Linked DNA regions of Homo sapiens: region 1 is linked to region 2. Evidence: read pairs that join two places in POLR2A ChIA-PET (ENCODE). Cell type or tissue: Panc1. All regions are shown on one strand.

The links. Peaks named below come from ENCODE experiments on the same cell type or tissue, not always from the same donor. Only the 100,000 strongest peaks of a DNase experiment are listed, where the experiment ranks them.
Region 1: POLR2A ChIA-PET joins it to region 2 with 6 read pairs; 2 of 35 experiments call an interaction of 5 or more read pairs at or near these places.

The regions. Positions count from the first base shown.
Region 1 is chr1:197,859,117-197,867,116 of GRCh38, forward strand. No RefSeq gene overlaps it. Among named protein-coding and RNA genes, the nearest start is that of C1orf53, 40 kb to the right of the region's middle. In Panc1, no CTCF peak of the experiment used is centred here; no DNase peak of the experiment used is centred here.
Region 2 is chr1:197,670,880-197,678,879 of GRCh38, forward strand. DENND1B (DENN domain containing 1B) reads right to left here. Exons shown (of 23, transcript NM_001195215.2): 4 at 3,241-3,290; 5 at 1,158-1,277. Among named protein-coding and RNA genes, the nearest start is that of DENND1B, 100 kb to the right of the region's middle. RefSeq lists a silencer at 2,806-3,006. In Panc1, no CTCF peak of the experiment used is centred here; no DNase peak of the experiment used is centred here; H3K4me3 peaks cover 497 bases; H3K27ac peaks cover 689 bases.

The DNA.
Region 1 (8,000 bases), 190 kb after region 2:
AGTGCTCTATAGCCACATTAACATCACAGAAAGTTCTATTGGACAATAGTGGTCTAGAGTTGAGGGGCGGTGGCTGTGGTTTTCAGCTTTGCAAACCATAAAATCACTATTGTAACAACTCAGCTCTGCTGCTGTGGCTCAAAAAGCAGCCATATACAATAAGTAAATAAATGAGCATGATTATATCCAAATAAAACTTTATTTTCAAAACTAGGTGGCAGGCCAGCTTGTCTTGTGAACAATAGTTTGCTGAGCTACTATCTACAGAAGGAAACCACTAACTATAGTAAAAGAGTGCAAGATAAGAATAGAGAATTGAGTAACTTTCTGTGGGAATTCAAACGGTCTTTATGGATGCATTACCTACAATAATAAAGTATTTTTGTCTTAAGCCACTGGCTTTGGGGTGATTTGTTAGACAGCAATAGATAACAGATAGAGTTAATCATACTATGCCCTTAATACCTTATATAAACAACTTTCCGAATACCAAAATATAGTTTATTTACCATATTTTATATCTCCCAATGCTCAAAATTCATATCCTTTATGGAGCCTTTGCCACTTCTCCATGCAAATCTGTGAGTCTACCCTCTAACATTTTAAAATCTCTACTACTGCACATTGAATTGTAAGTATTTGCTATATGCCTTTCTCCCTATGTATGGAAGTAAGCTCTTCAAGAATAAAGTTTATGACTTTATCTTTGAATCCCTAGTGTCTAAGACAAATTTGGCACCTAATAGGCATTTAATAAATGTTTGTTAAATTAGTACAGCCAATGACTTGATATTATTGTCAGCAGCCTCAGAGCTTACATACTTAGCATTTTATACAGCTTTTGCACACTAGGTATATAATAATGTTTATTTAGCCATTGCTTACATCCTTGCAATAGCTCAATATTTTATCTGTTCAAAGAATCACTGAAGGCCAGGCATGGTGGCTCATGCCTGGAATCCCAGCACTTTGGGAGGCCAAGGCAGGCAGATCACTTGAGGCCAGGAGTTCAAGACCAGCCTGGCTAACATGGCAAAACCCCGTCTCTACTAAAAATACAAAAAAAAAAAAAAAAAAAAAAATTAGCCGGGATGGTGGCACACATCTCTAATCCCAGCTATTTGAGAGACTGAGGCAACAGAATCACTTGAACCAGGGAGGCGAAGGCTGCAGTAAGCCGAGAGAGTGCCGCTGCACTCCAGCCTGGGTGACAGAGCCAGACTCTGCCTCAAAAACAAACGAACAAATTAAAAAAAAAAATCACTGAAGCCATAAATCTCTATGTATTGTGCTTGATTTATCTAAATTTTCAACCCATGCCCTTTTTTTTCATAAATATAACAGTCTTGAAAGAAATTACAGTTACAGTTTTTGTGTTTTTTTTCTGAAGAAAATTATGCAGACTTATTTTATAAAGTGGCATGATTTACATTTTGGCATTAGCTGAAAGGTAGTTTTGTTTTCACCTAAAGCTGCTGTGAATATATTTACCGAAGTGAATTTAATTTGCATATTAAATTTGCATTTTTATGACCAGGAGTTGTAATTGAAAACAAGAGAATTAGACACACACAAGAAAATGGGAATTATTTACTGTTTAATAATTCAATTGTATCTAGTTGAAATCCTTCTAGTATAGTAAAAGCAATCACAGTGTTAGATTATAAAATATTACCAGATTAAATGTATTTTCACAAGAAACGGCCCAAGTAAATGATTGTATTCATTTTTCACAGTGGAGAAACCCATTCTGTTGTAAGTGATCGCATTATGTTAAAAGTCTAGGTAAATGACCAGAATTGTCTATTATTGAACAAATAAATAAATGACTTCCTCCTTAAAATTAGTGTTTCTTAAAATGAATAAAGTTCATTATCTGGTTGATATAACTTTAAATCTTTGATTAATGTTAAATAATAAATCAGAAAGCAAATAGACCAGCAAAAAAAGATATTATAAGGGATACATTTTTAAACACACAGTTATTACTTCAAAGTAGATATTAAAAAGGGGCCATTCATAACGGCCTTCCAGAGTCACACAGAAATATGAATCAGATAAAACTGCCCTAGACTGTATTTATTTTCTATGTATTAAATTCAAATATTATTAATTTGTATCAAGTGATTTACTCTTAAAATTTGCAAATTATTGAATATATGTATCAGAAAAAAAGCAGTCAAGAAATAAACATTTACATCTCTAATTGTCTAAAAAACACTATCACATTAAATGTTTCCTATGATTTACAAATAATTGTTTTTATTAATTTGTGGCTCCAGTTATAGCAACTACTGCAGATGTGTCTTTTTCCTGGAGCAAACTGATACCACTGGCACATGACATGCAGCTATTGGGGCGGTAAATACTTTCATTCTATGCTAATCAAAAAACACAGTTTCTTTCACCTGAAAGGACAGCAGGATACCTTTTCTATCTTGTTCCAGAGTGGTGACAACTCACTGGTTCTGTGCCACAATTGAGCTCATGGAGACATTTATTGTATTGTCATTTCACAGGAGCTCATGCTGGTCCCTTACATTGATGTCAATGTAGTGGCAGATATGCATGATGCCTTGATAAAATTCTTGTGTGCCAGAGCATTGGATACTAATTCCACCAAAATACAGGGATCTGCCACTTCCATAAAATTCCTGAAGAGCCAGTGAAATTTAGTATGTCAAGATACCTTCTCCAAAGGAAAGGAGAAATTCTTGTACCTTCTCACTGCCTACTATTAAAAAAAGGCACAGGGCTTGGTAAACATCTTTTCATTTTGGAAGTAATGAATATCATATTTAAGCATATGATTTATATCCATTTGTCAGATTTGCCAAAAGACTGAATACTGTTTTTTTGAGACAGAGTCTGGTTCTGTTGCCCAGGCTGGAGTGCAGGGACAGGATCTTGTCTCATTGCAACCTCTGCTTCCTGGGTTCAAGTGATTCTCCTGCCTCAGCCTCCGGAGTAGCTGGGATTACAGGTGCACGCCATCACACCAGCTAATTTTTGTATTCTTATTAGAGACGGGGTTTTGCCACGTTGGCCAGGCTGGTCTCGAACTCCTAGCCTCAAGTGATCCACCTGCTTTGGCCTCCCAAAGTGTTGGGATTACAGGCATGAGCCACTGCACCCGGCCAAGACTGATTATTTTTAATGGATCCCAGGGCAAGTGTAAACTGAACAAAAATGCAATGCAATTACAGTGAAGCTTTACTCATACTCAAGTGTCTATGATCAGTTGTGACACTTTTGGCAAATCTGGAGGAAAAAAGTCTAGTGTTGGCTCCCAAGGTCTAAGAGCAAAGCCATGTATTTTAGCAATAACAATCCTCTTTTCAGAAACAGCTCTTAACTTGATTGGTCCCTGGCAGAGAATGAAGTCTGACTTTGGTATGTTCATAATGTTAGGTTCAGAAATAAAAACAACAACAAAAAGAAAGTCTGACTTTGGAACATCGGGTGGCAACATGACACCATTGCTATAACAAACCGGGGTTATTTGACATCCTAGTCATAGATTTAGACAAACTCAGTGGCATTACATTATTCAGATGGAAGTGAAATATATGGCTCCAGAGAAAGTAGACCCTGAAAACATAAGCAAATTGAGTTAACAACTGATTTTCATTCCCAACTTGCCTATGTATTTTGCTCTGCCATCCTCCTTCAATCTCTATTTATGACTCATGGGGAGTTTCTTATTATTAATTGACCAGAAGGGGAAAAGTTCAAGCCTTATTTACAGGTATTACTGTATAATTTACTCACCAGACAGAAATTCACAACTGACACTTTACAGCCCCATCCTGGGTTGACCCTTTAAAAAGCATGTGTGGGAGAGTATGAAGACAAAACCTTTTAATGGTTTATCTTGTCCCCTCTGCCTTGAAGGAGAGATAGCCTTAGGCAAATATCTATGCTTTTCTTTCCTTGAGTAATCACCTTCCCTCCTGGGACTTCTCTGGGTCCTGTCCTAGCATCTGCGGTGGTGCTCAAAGCTGGGAACCTAGTTGGAGCCTCCGTGTGATGAACTAGAGGTTTGTAGGTGACATACTTTCTGTAATGGTGAATCTGGGATCTAACGTTTTGGAAACATCAACCCTTAGGGAAGAAATGGTTCCTCTAGGTACACAAAAATGGTACTATTAAATTGGAAGCCAAGACTACCACTTGGATATTTCAGATTCTTCATGTCTTTAAGCAAATAGACCAAAAGTGAGCTGATCTTTATTATTGGTTTGGATGATGAATCCTGGATATTAAGAGAAAAAGAAATACTAGAGACAATGGGATATGAAGCTGTATAGACAGAAGCCAGAGAAAACAATAGATCTTCAATTTTCAGTGTTAAAAATTAATGGCATTTTAATTTTGACTACCATGGAGTAACAAGGGCCAGATTAATCCTCCAATGTTAAAGAACTGGAAACATTAGATGACAAGCAGTATAGAACAATAATCTTTGAGAAAAGGAAACAAAAGAAGCCCCCTATAATCACCCCAGTTTATTGTTTAAAGAGAGGGCTTCCAGACTATAGTAGTGAGAAGAGGCCCCAAACAGACCCTGAAAGTAGTGCTGAGCTGAAAAGACAGAATTCAGAGTTAAGAAAGGCAAAACAGCTAGATTTCTGGGTGTAACTTCAGGAAGAAGAGTGCTGCACAAAAAACAAACAAACAAACAAATAAAAAAATGGGCTCCAAAGATCTGTCCAGGTCCAGGAGTCTGCTTTAGTCTATGGCAGAGTATTGATCTGCACATGGAGATTGTGGAGGAAACTACATAAAGCCTCAGAAAGGATCAACGGAAGGGAATAGGTGGACTTTTCCCTGGAGATCCAAGGGACAGGAAATCTTTCATGTTCTAATCAATCAGAGGGGAAAGACTCCTGATTAAGTAGGGAATTGAGTAGACTCCTTAGACGGTTATTACCTCAGCAGTGGAATTGCATAAGTCCTCAGAGGAACAGCTGCTCTGGACCTGCCCTAACAAAGTTTGGGAAAAGAGACTTAAAAGGATAAAATTGTTTACAAGTAATTTAGCAGAATCCTAGAATAAAATCTAATAATATCTAAGGAGATTCAGCAAAATACAACAGCAACTACAATGTTTGGAATTCAGTCAAAAATTTGCCATACAAAGATACCACTACATACCCACTAGCATGGCAAAAAGTTAAAACTGTAAAAAAAAATTAACTCTTTTCAATACTTTTATTGTTGCTAGTGGGGTTAGCACTGTTATTGTGTGTGTTTATTGAGAATATGGCAAATAAGCAAGTATGACATAGTCTAATTATATTGTCCTTCATAGCCTTAAGAACTAGGATTATCAGCAGTGTAAAGGATATATTGATGTGAAATAGAAGCACTACAGATGTAAGACTGCTCTAACTCTGAATTGAAAATATAAATATGAGCTCATAATATATTTTGTTTGAAAAAATAATCCCTACTGTGTTCACTGAAAAGGCCTGGAAGTAGTCACCCTAATAGAACTAAAAACTCACTAAAAAAAAACAAACTAAAAAGAGCCTTGGCTAGTGCTATTATTTTGCTGTGTCCTCATCCTAATCTCAGCTTGAGTTGTAGCTCCCATAATTCCCAAGTTTTGTGGGGGAGATAAGGTGGGAAATTGAATCGTGGAGCAGTTTCCCCCATACTATTCTCATGGTAGTGAATAAGTCTCACGAGATGTGATGGTTTCACAAGGGCAAACCCCTTTTGCTTGGTTGTCATTTCTCTCTTGTCTACCACCATGTAAGATGTGCCTTTTGCCTTTTGCCTTCTGCTATGATCAGGAGGCCTCCCCAGCCATGTGGAACTGTGAGTCCATTAAACCTCTTTTTCTTTATAAATTACTCAGTCTTGTATATGTCTTTATCAGCAGTGTGAAAACGAACTAATACAGCTAGTTCTAAGTGTAAGACAGCAAAAGTACAAAATGAGTGTGGAACACCTTGTCATACCAAGTAGCAAAGAAACCATCAAAGGTTATTAAGATCATGTCGACAGGACTCACACCATTTAGAACATTGGCCAAGAAGAGCATCAGTACGAATAATAGCTGCATGCCAGGCGTGGTGGCTCATGCCTGTAATCCCAGCACTTTGGGAGGCCGAAGCAGGTGGATCGCATGAGGTCAGGAGTTTGAGACCAGCCTGCCCAATATGGCAAAACCCCATCTCTATTAAAAATACAAAATTAGCCGGGCATGGTGGCAGGTGCCTCTAATCCCAGCTACTTAGGAGGCTGAGGCAGGAGAATCGCTTGAACCCGGGAGGCAGAGGTTGCAGTGAATTGAGATTGCACCACTGCACTGCAGCCTGGGCAACAAGAGCAAAACTCCGTTTCAAAAAAAAAAAAAAAAAAGAATAATAGCTGCAATGGCTTAAAACATAACTAAAATATGTTTAAACCCATATGTTTGTAGTGATGAAAAAAAAACTCTTAAAAACCTAATTAATCACTGTTGGATGATTCTAGGGAACAAATACATTATGAAAATTAGTAAATAAAGGGATACGATCAAACATTTATCTTGCTTTCTTTATATGAACTGTAACGCTGAGTAACTAAATGATAGATAAGTAGAATTTTTCTCTTTAGAGAGATATTTCAGCTAATAAAGAACAAAGGTTACAATTAGAATATCACTATTTTGTGATAAATTAATGGAAGTAGATACTAAGCATTAACAGCCAATAACATCACAAAAAGAGAGCCAGTCAAATATTTTGTGCCTCCCAATAAAATATAACAATATCTATAAAGTGTCTTGGCAAGAAAAAACAAACTAATCTAAATCTGATCAGTCTCTAGAGCCGAAGTAAAAACAACTCAGTTTATTCAACAAATAAATTTCAAAAGGGAAAACAGTGTACTATAAAAAGTTATGGCATTTAAGAGACTATTAGGAATTTTAACAGTACCTGTTTGTTGATATTAAGAAAATATCCCTCTTTGTTTAGGTACACTTATAGTATTGTGATTATGTTTTAAAAGAGTTCATATCTTGTAGGCATAAGTACTAAAACATTTACGGTGTTTGGTATCTGCTACAAAATATATTTAGAGGATAGATGGGCTGTAGATGAAACAAGAATTGCTGTGATACATGGGGATTCATTACATTTTTTCTGTATGCTTTTGTATTTCTACAGTAAAGATTTTAAGGTAATAAAAAAAAGAACAAAAATAGAACTCAGAAAAGTAATGGAAGACATGGCCAGGAGCGGAGGCTCACGTCTGTAATCCCAGCACTTTAGGAGGTCAAGGGGGGCGGATCACTGGAAGTCAAGAGTTTGAGACCAGCCTGTTTAACATGGCAAAGCCTCATCTCTACTAAAAATACAAAAATTAGTGGGGTATGGTGGCACGTGCCTGTAGTCCCAGCTACTCATGAGGCTGAGGCAGGAGAATCACTTGAACCTGGGAGGCAGAAGTTGAAGTGAGCTGAGATCCCGCCAGTGTACTCCAGCCTGGGTGACAGAATGAGACTTCAAGTCAAAAAAGAAGAAAAAATAAATAAATAAAGAAAGAAAAAAAATAAAAAGAAAAATAATGAAAGACAATAACAACCCTAAAAAGGTTCACCCAGAAATCAAATCCTTCAGAAATGATATAATTTGTTCAACTACAGAGTTTACATAATTTTTTAAAACCTTAAAGATATACCATTTTAGGAAAAGAAATTTCAATTAGTTTATATGAATGTTTAATAATAGTTAATTGTTACTACTACATGAAAAAATCTTGGTTATATTTGCCTCTTTTTAATGAATTTCAATTAATTAATGTATTTTAGTCATTTTTTTGCCCTTGTCCACATAAAGTCAGAGTCAAAATATTCTAGTTTTCTTTTAGAGCACATGCCATTATTACTTACCATAAGAAGAAATACTGCTGCTGCTCCTAATATTTATCAACAAGGAAGGAAGGAGGGAAGAAAGTAAGGAAGGAGGAAGGAAGGAAGGAACAAGGGAGGGAGGGGGGGAGGA
Region 2 (8,000 bases):
TGGATAAAGTGTAAGTTTTAAGCACAATTTTTATCCAGATGAAAAAGTTGTGCTAAAGAGAGAATGGGGGCACATTCACGATTCTATAACTTCTAAAGCAGTTAAGCACTTACTTTTGAATAAAGATAGAAAAAAACTCTCCAGCTCTAACCAATGTTGTAAGTAAATTAACAACCTCTCAATGAATGATATAACTGTAGCTAAATATGAATAGCAAATGAACAGGAAGACTGATTTTATACCAAAGTTTTCTTTGTAATATGTTATTTCATAAATTGTTATTTCTTTTCCTATAAGCATTTCTAAGAAATCCAGTTTGACCAATATCCATGTTATAATAATAGTTTGGAGTCCTATTTTTATAGACTACATCTGGATTTCTGATTCATCAGGACATATTGCAAGAATGCTAACCTTTAGAACCCTTTCTTCCTAACAGTCAGCAACTCAGATCCCAAGTCCACAGGCAGGAGACATACTCTAAACTACCTACTGAATCAAGGCAGATAATGTAAGCAATTAGGCAGGACAGATAGGACCTTTGGAAACTAGCAAGCTCATGACACAACTAAAAATCTGCTATTCAGTTCCAGCTTATTGTTGCCATGGCAGAATTAGTAGATAGCCTCACTTTTCAAAAGGAATTCGAAATATGAACTATATACAAAACTTCCTCAAATTCATAAGGTTAACGTCCTTTAAAATTTTTAAAACACCCAGTAGCCAAACGAAAACCTCTAAACGCTTCTACCAGGTTCATCAGTTTGCAACCTCTGTCTTAAAGCAGCAGTTCACTTTTAAAAATCCAAGTTCTGGTTCAGTGACAGAAAAGGGCATACATTAATTTAACTTATTTTTTTTTGTATTCCATTTAATAGGTGAAACTCATATTATTTGAATACATCTCTTTATATTTAGTTTTCAAAAATAACTCTACAAAAAACTAATCTTTAAAAAATCGATTATTTCAAGGAAAGTTCCACTATGTTAATGGTAAATCTTTAAACTTAACTGATTCTGTATACAGAAAATCAGGAAAATTATTTTTCAACTTGTTTTTAAAGAAAACAAGTTTTTCTTCATCCCAAGCATAACAAAGTACAATAGAGAGATAGTTACCTATTTTGCATCTAATTTTTTTTACTACAAATACTCACCTAAGGATGCATAAACAAATTGTGCCTCCTGACGTCAGTCTGCAGAATCCAAATCTCTGTTTACTTTCAATGTCTGTCAGTACAAAGGTAAAGTGCTGTCCAACTTGATTCTGAGACACCCTAAAATATAGTAACATTAGGAAACATTGTGCCTTGTTTGACAATTTTCTTCAAGAAAAACAAAAATAAGAGTATATTTATATGTGACATTGGTTTCATCTTTCTAATCAGTTGGTTCTTGAAGCTAGAACTATGTTCTAAAACTAGAGGAAGTGTGAAACTTGTAAAGTAAACACCAAAATAAGTTGTAATACCTCATAGACTGAACAGTTCAGCATATATTAATCTCTCACTAGGAAATCATAAGGTAGTCTACCATAAATGATCATAAGACTAAAAGTGCTCATATTTCATAAATTATCAAAATATTATTACTGAAACTGTAGAAGCAGCTAGAAATCATGACTAAGTCCTTTTCTTCAACTTTAGCCTCTTTTCTTAATTATTCTAAAATTGCTTAGATAGCAAATCATGTCGCTTTAGAATCTAATGGCAGCCACCACCAACTCTGTTTAATTGCTTCTCCTGTTGACATTCTCATCCAATAAAGTACCCTACAAAAATACCCTTGTTATATTTTTTCTAGAATTCTCTTGTACAGCTATCAATATACTGAGGAATACATTTCCAAGTATAAAATAAGAATATAATTTCTACCAAAATAAAAGGCTTATCAGCTAAGCTGTAAAGAATTCTAGTCAACTTTGAAGTATCATACTACCATAATATGTGTCACACTTTGGTATAAGGGGCAATATAAAACGTTAGATTGAATCTTTATTTCTATTTAAAATATATGAATATATTTCCTAGTACTGGCTGTAATCTTGCCATTAGATAACCATAACCGAACTTTTGCTTCCTTGTCCCAAAATAAAATATCCATGACGCCTACACTTTGGTTTTGAAATAGCCATAGGGATTGTGCAGAAGGAAATAAATTACTGCCAGTATCAATGCTACAAACAGTTTTGTCAGGAAATGTTGCATTTCAAATGCTGAACATTTAACAACTACACTTTTCAGTGGATAGGTTTTTCTTACACTTTAATAAACTTAAAATAAAAAAAAAACCCTCTAGTGACAAATGTGACCTCTAGTGCCCAAGATTCATAATATCCTTTTTGTAGCTGGATCCTAAATCTTCCTTACTATTAATATGAAACGTGTAACTTTTTTTGGTAGGGGTAGGGCAATGATTCCTCAGATAAGGTAAAACAAGGAGTATCATTCATCAACAATGCTTATTAGTACTGATTAGTCCATCATTCAGAAGGCTTTATCTTTAATACAGTAAAATCATAAAGTCTCACTAATACTTTAGCGAAGTATTTTCCTAAAATAAACATTCTTTCAAAAACCCTTCATGTCACCCTCTTAAGTAAACTGAAAATAGAGTATAAAAATCACATGAAAAACAATAAACGATCTGTTGTTATGCTCACAGGGCTGTATGTTCCAAGAAATTTCAACTCTATGCAATTTCATCATTCAGTATTTGTTCAGTGAAATATAAAAACAAGATTTTCAAAACTAGAGGAGTTTCCCTATAGCTTTCCATAATATTACACTACCTCTATAAAGCTATTATTGAGAGACAAGTAGCCATGAGTTTTACAGCATGACACAGATGGTCTTTTCAATGAGGATGAAGTGAGATAGAAACCAGGAAACATACATCAAGACATAATTCTAAGACTCCAATCAAGGTCATATTAGTATTTTTTTCCACTAGTGATCACAATTTCTACCTGAAGAGAGAACAAAGGGAAAAAATAGAACCTGTTGGTAATGTGTTTTCAAACTTGTCTTAACTGGTCATAGTAGAGAAAATAAAAGATGTGATTTAAAAGGCTTCCTCTTCCACATATTAATTAATTTTCAACCTCTTTTCAATCTCTAGCCTTTTTGTGAGAAGCAATAAAGAGAAGGGACATTTTATTTTATAAAAAAGCACATGTAATCATTTTCAAGTATGTACTATAAGAATCTACATTTATTTTAAATGATACTTATACTGTACCTTTCAACGTCAAAGGGAAAACAGAACTTTGGCACACTCTGTAGTATTTCCTACAAATGGAAATTTCAAAAAAAAGAAATAAGTTTTAGAATATTTTTTAAGAAGCAGTTAAAACTTCTTTGAGACATTTTCTAGGAGAAAAAGATGCTTTCTTTGTCCTTAAGAAAAATAGCACAGGTTCCTAGACTAAAATAATTGATTATTAAAAAGGAATTAAGTTTGTGCTTTGGCAGATTGCACTGACAATGCCACAGAAACCCCAGGGGGGAAAGGCCTGGCCTGAAGGGTATTAACACCCTTCACATCCCCGCTGGGATTCCCTTCAACAAGGCCATATGGATTTTACAAGAAGCACCGCACCATATGGGTAAGCTACGTCTGCTGCTACTTGTACCACAGTCTAGCCATAGGGACTTCTGACAGATCCTGGCTCAAAAATATAAATGTTGTTTCAATTAAAATGCAGGCAGAGAAAAGGGAATGAAGTTGGCAGCAGAATGAATTACTGAGAGGTATAACAACTCTACATGTCCCATAGTCAAACAGTTAAAAAAAAAAAAAAAGAGAGAGAGACTTTCTATAGCCAAAGAAACATTTACATGATTCAATTCTTGGTATTAAGTTTTATCTTAACACTCTTAAAGAAATGTGTATCTAAAAACAAGCTGTCAAAAATACAGCTTCTATTCTGTGCACTTTCATTTAAGGATTGCCTAATATGAAAATCAATGCTTTAATAAAACACAGAAAATAATCTGAATGATTTTGAAACCTTCAGTTATTTAACAGTCATTAAAAATAATTTCAAAATCTTTTAGAAACCATACACATTAAAAATTATAATAAAATACAAATAATTATCAGCTACTTGGCAAACAAAGTCTTAATAATCTATTTTGTTATATTTGAAAAATAAAATTAAGTCTGATTCAAAAGTTAAACTTTAAACTTGAAGACAACATCATACAACTTCAAAGTCAGGCAATTTTACAAGACAAAGAATTTTATAAGGATGTTTCCCATTAAAAAGAAAAAAGAGCAAATATCTTAATGCAGCAGTCATCCTCACTGAACAATATTTTTGCTACCACTTCTTTGCCACTAAAACTAAGGTCTACAGAAGTCATCAATATCTGAATATTTAAACCGTATACATAAATATAGCATTGAGTGTTTTAAAGTAGAATTTCTTGCATTCTTTTAAAAAGGTAGACTACAATAAAGTGTCAACTAAAAATAAAACATTATAAAATTCCAATACCAATACCTAAGAAAGCTTCAGTGCCTTAATGCACATAAGCAGAAAGAAAAGGATCTTGTAAAAAAAAAAATCATCTACTCTTAGGGCAGGGTACCCTGGATTGCTTATAATCATAATCATGTACCTTTAAAAATATGAGCACAGACTCTATATTAAGCGAAAGCTAACTGTTTCACCACTGACAATATTTTGTTAAATGTAGTTAAAAGAGTCACTAAACTTGCAGTAAGTTAAATTCTGTAAACTGAAAAACAGTTCATTGCAAATGAGACCAGTTCATTTTCATTTGACCATTGCTTAATCCTTATCTTGTACTTCATAAAGTGAAACCATTCACCATTTTTACTATACATGTGAACACTATTCAGACCTCCTCCTATAAAATTGTCCACATAATTTCTGTAACAATAAAGAACATATATTCAAAATTCAATATCTCCCTCTAAATACACAAATTAGTAATATATTTCACATCAATTTTAAGACTCAAGACGAACGCTTCCCAGTTAGTTGCTCAATCTTTCACACCCTCCCCCTCCCTTCTTCCACAAGCAACACACGTGCATACACTTCTGTGAAACAGCCTCAGCTCGCTTCCCAACTGGCAGAAGCATCCCTCAGGGGACAAGTCTTTAAACCTCCGCACTCTTTAAAATTCAACCAGCCAGCAGGTCTATAGACTAGTGTATAAACAGTATAGACAAAAAAAAAAAAAAATCCTCTCTCAGCTTATGTCAGTGACAAAGCAGCTCAGCAGTTGACTGTTTCTCCCCTGACAGTATAAACTGGGTTTACACAGATCAATAGCTGGAAGTCCTACCTAGCTCCCAGGGCTTGGTTTTCTTCCTTAATTACAGGTGCTATTGAAACTGAAGTGTAAAAAGAAAAGAGAGAGACTTGGAAGGAGGCATAAAATGCATGCAAATAGCTTTTATGGATCCTCTTAGCAATAGTATTAATTGAAAATTATACTTCCACATTTATTACAAAAGTGTGTGTGAAGGCTGGTATTTTCACTACACAGTGTTTTTAATATGACACATATACAAACACACACACACACACGCACACACGAAATCCTAGGTTAGCATCCACAGATTATGTGAAAGGTTTAAGACAATACTCTCCAGAAGTTATCAATTTTTCCTTTTTCTACAGACTTTTGCATTTAAAGAAAACAAGAAAAATTATTTTGGATTCAGAATCCTCCTAACTCTCCAAAATATTTTATTTTTATGCCAAAAGAGTATATTGGCTAACACATGTCAAATGATAAAAATAGGAATAATAAAAAGAATGGATGGAATAGAATACAAAATTATGAACAGCAAAATGAAAGAGGTAATAATACATATTTCTGTGTATGTCCTAAAACAGCACTTCTACTATCATGTTAATGACTGGAAACAAGGACTGATGAAAATTTATATTTTGGGGGGTTTTGGGTTCCATACCAGTGTATCTCTAGTAATAAGCATTACAATGAAATTGATCTTGTAAGAGAGAACTAGGGCCAATTGCTAGTGTTAGAGTGGTATATTAATTATTTATCCCATCAGGTTACCATTTAGCACCATAAATTGATCAACTGAAAAGGAAAACAAGCATTTAAGAAAGAATTTACTTCAAAAAAAAACACTAACGTTTACATCTTGATCAAAGTTCTTAGAATTTATTCTTAGAACAAAGGTCTTTGAATTTATCTGAGAATAATCTAAGATAAAATGAGATGTGTCATTGTCGATACCACTAATTGTTTTTCCTCCTTCTCAACCACTTTTGTCCTCCACTGTACACTGAAATTTCAGAGCGTTCTCTGAAATTGCATAGTTTCTTCTCTTCCCTACTCAGTAAGATATACCTGTAAGCAATCTCATCTATACCCACAGTTTCAACTACAACTACTAAATCTCTTAGTCTTGTAGTTTAGATATTTCTCCAGGATTATGGCTCTAACTACTTTCTGGTATGACTTTCTAAATGTTCCCAGACACCTCTAATGAAGAATGTACAAAACCAAAGTTGTTCTTTTACTTACGGTCCTTATCACCTAAACTGGCAGCACCATCTACCTAGTTACCCAAATCAGAAACACGGTAGTTACCATGACCCCTCCTTTTCCCTGACCCCCACATATAATTAATCACTCACCAAGTCCTTTCATTCAATTTCATAACTATCTTGCTCCAGATGTTCTCAATGGAGGGTGGAAAGGATTAGAAAGAAGATGAAGAGGTTTTAGAATCACTTGGGAGTGTTTTTCAAAACACAAATTTGATTGCCTACACGAAACCCACAAGGGTCCTGAGTCTTTAACTTCAGTTTGAATACCACCAATAATTAAGGACTAGGAGTAACTACATCAGTTAAGGGTGCTTAATGTATATAAGGAAAAGTTATACTCTCATAGCAAGAAATGACATGGTTGACTTGTTCAGAGACTGTTTAATTCAACAGCTACCTCATGGACCCAGAAGTCTTCCCTCCTGCCCTGCTGGGCTAAATTCGTTGGCTTTTTCCTCAGCTATCTCTACTCATGATCACAAAATGAGCTTCCAGAGTTCAGCACATCTCATGAAGATACAGCAGTGTTCAGTGAAGGAAGCCTCCCTTTCTGTCAGTCTTTTTATCAGTGAGGAAACCTCTCCCAGAAGTCTGATCCCTGACTTTCCCATTACATTTAATTAGCCACAGGGTCATAAGCCACTCCTAAACTAATCCCTGGCAAGGGAAATGGTTATCTATGCTCAGTTTAGCCTTAGACTAGTTAGAGTAAAAGTCAGAATTCAACCCATTCGTCTCCCGATAACCATGACACATGTAATTACAGAGAAATACGAGTGAAGTATATTATATTTTATTTCTTAAGAATCCTCATAATGATATTAATCAAATATTATGTTTATACTAAAGTTCTCAATAAAAATATTACACCATATCATATAAGGACAATTTTAAACTATCTGTAATTTTATTTCATATGAATAACACTTTCAGAATCATTTTGCTACAACTAAATGAGCTACTTGTCCATTTTAATCGAATTTTTCACAAAGGCCATGAATTTCTGAAAAGATGATTACTTAATTTTGAATATTATCCCCCAAATAAGTGAGAATTACCTAATACTACACATTCATTCAATTTATTTATACTTTACACAAGAGAGTAATAACTGAGATTCCCGAACAGCACTTAGATGTTCCAGGGCACCACAGCAAACTCTCAGGGACACCGTCAGATATTTTAAATTTTCAAGGGAAACAAAGTTATATTAACAGGGTGATTAAATCAAAATGCATTTTATAGGGAGAATTATATTAATTTGTCAAATTACAGAGACAGCCTATCATCTTTTATTTTTAAGAAGTGTTCTGCTCCCACTTATGAGTGAGAATATGCAGTGTTTGGTTTTCTAGTCCTGTGTTAAGTTTTCTGAGGATGATGGTTTCCAGCTTCATCCATGTCCCTTGGAGAATATATTTTTAAACTTAGGGCC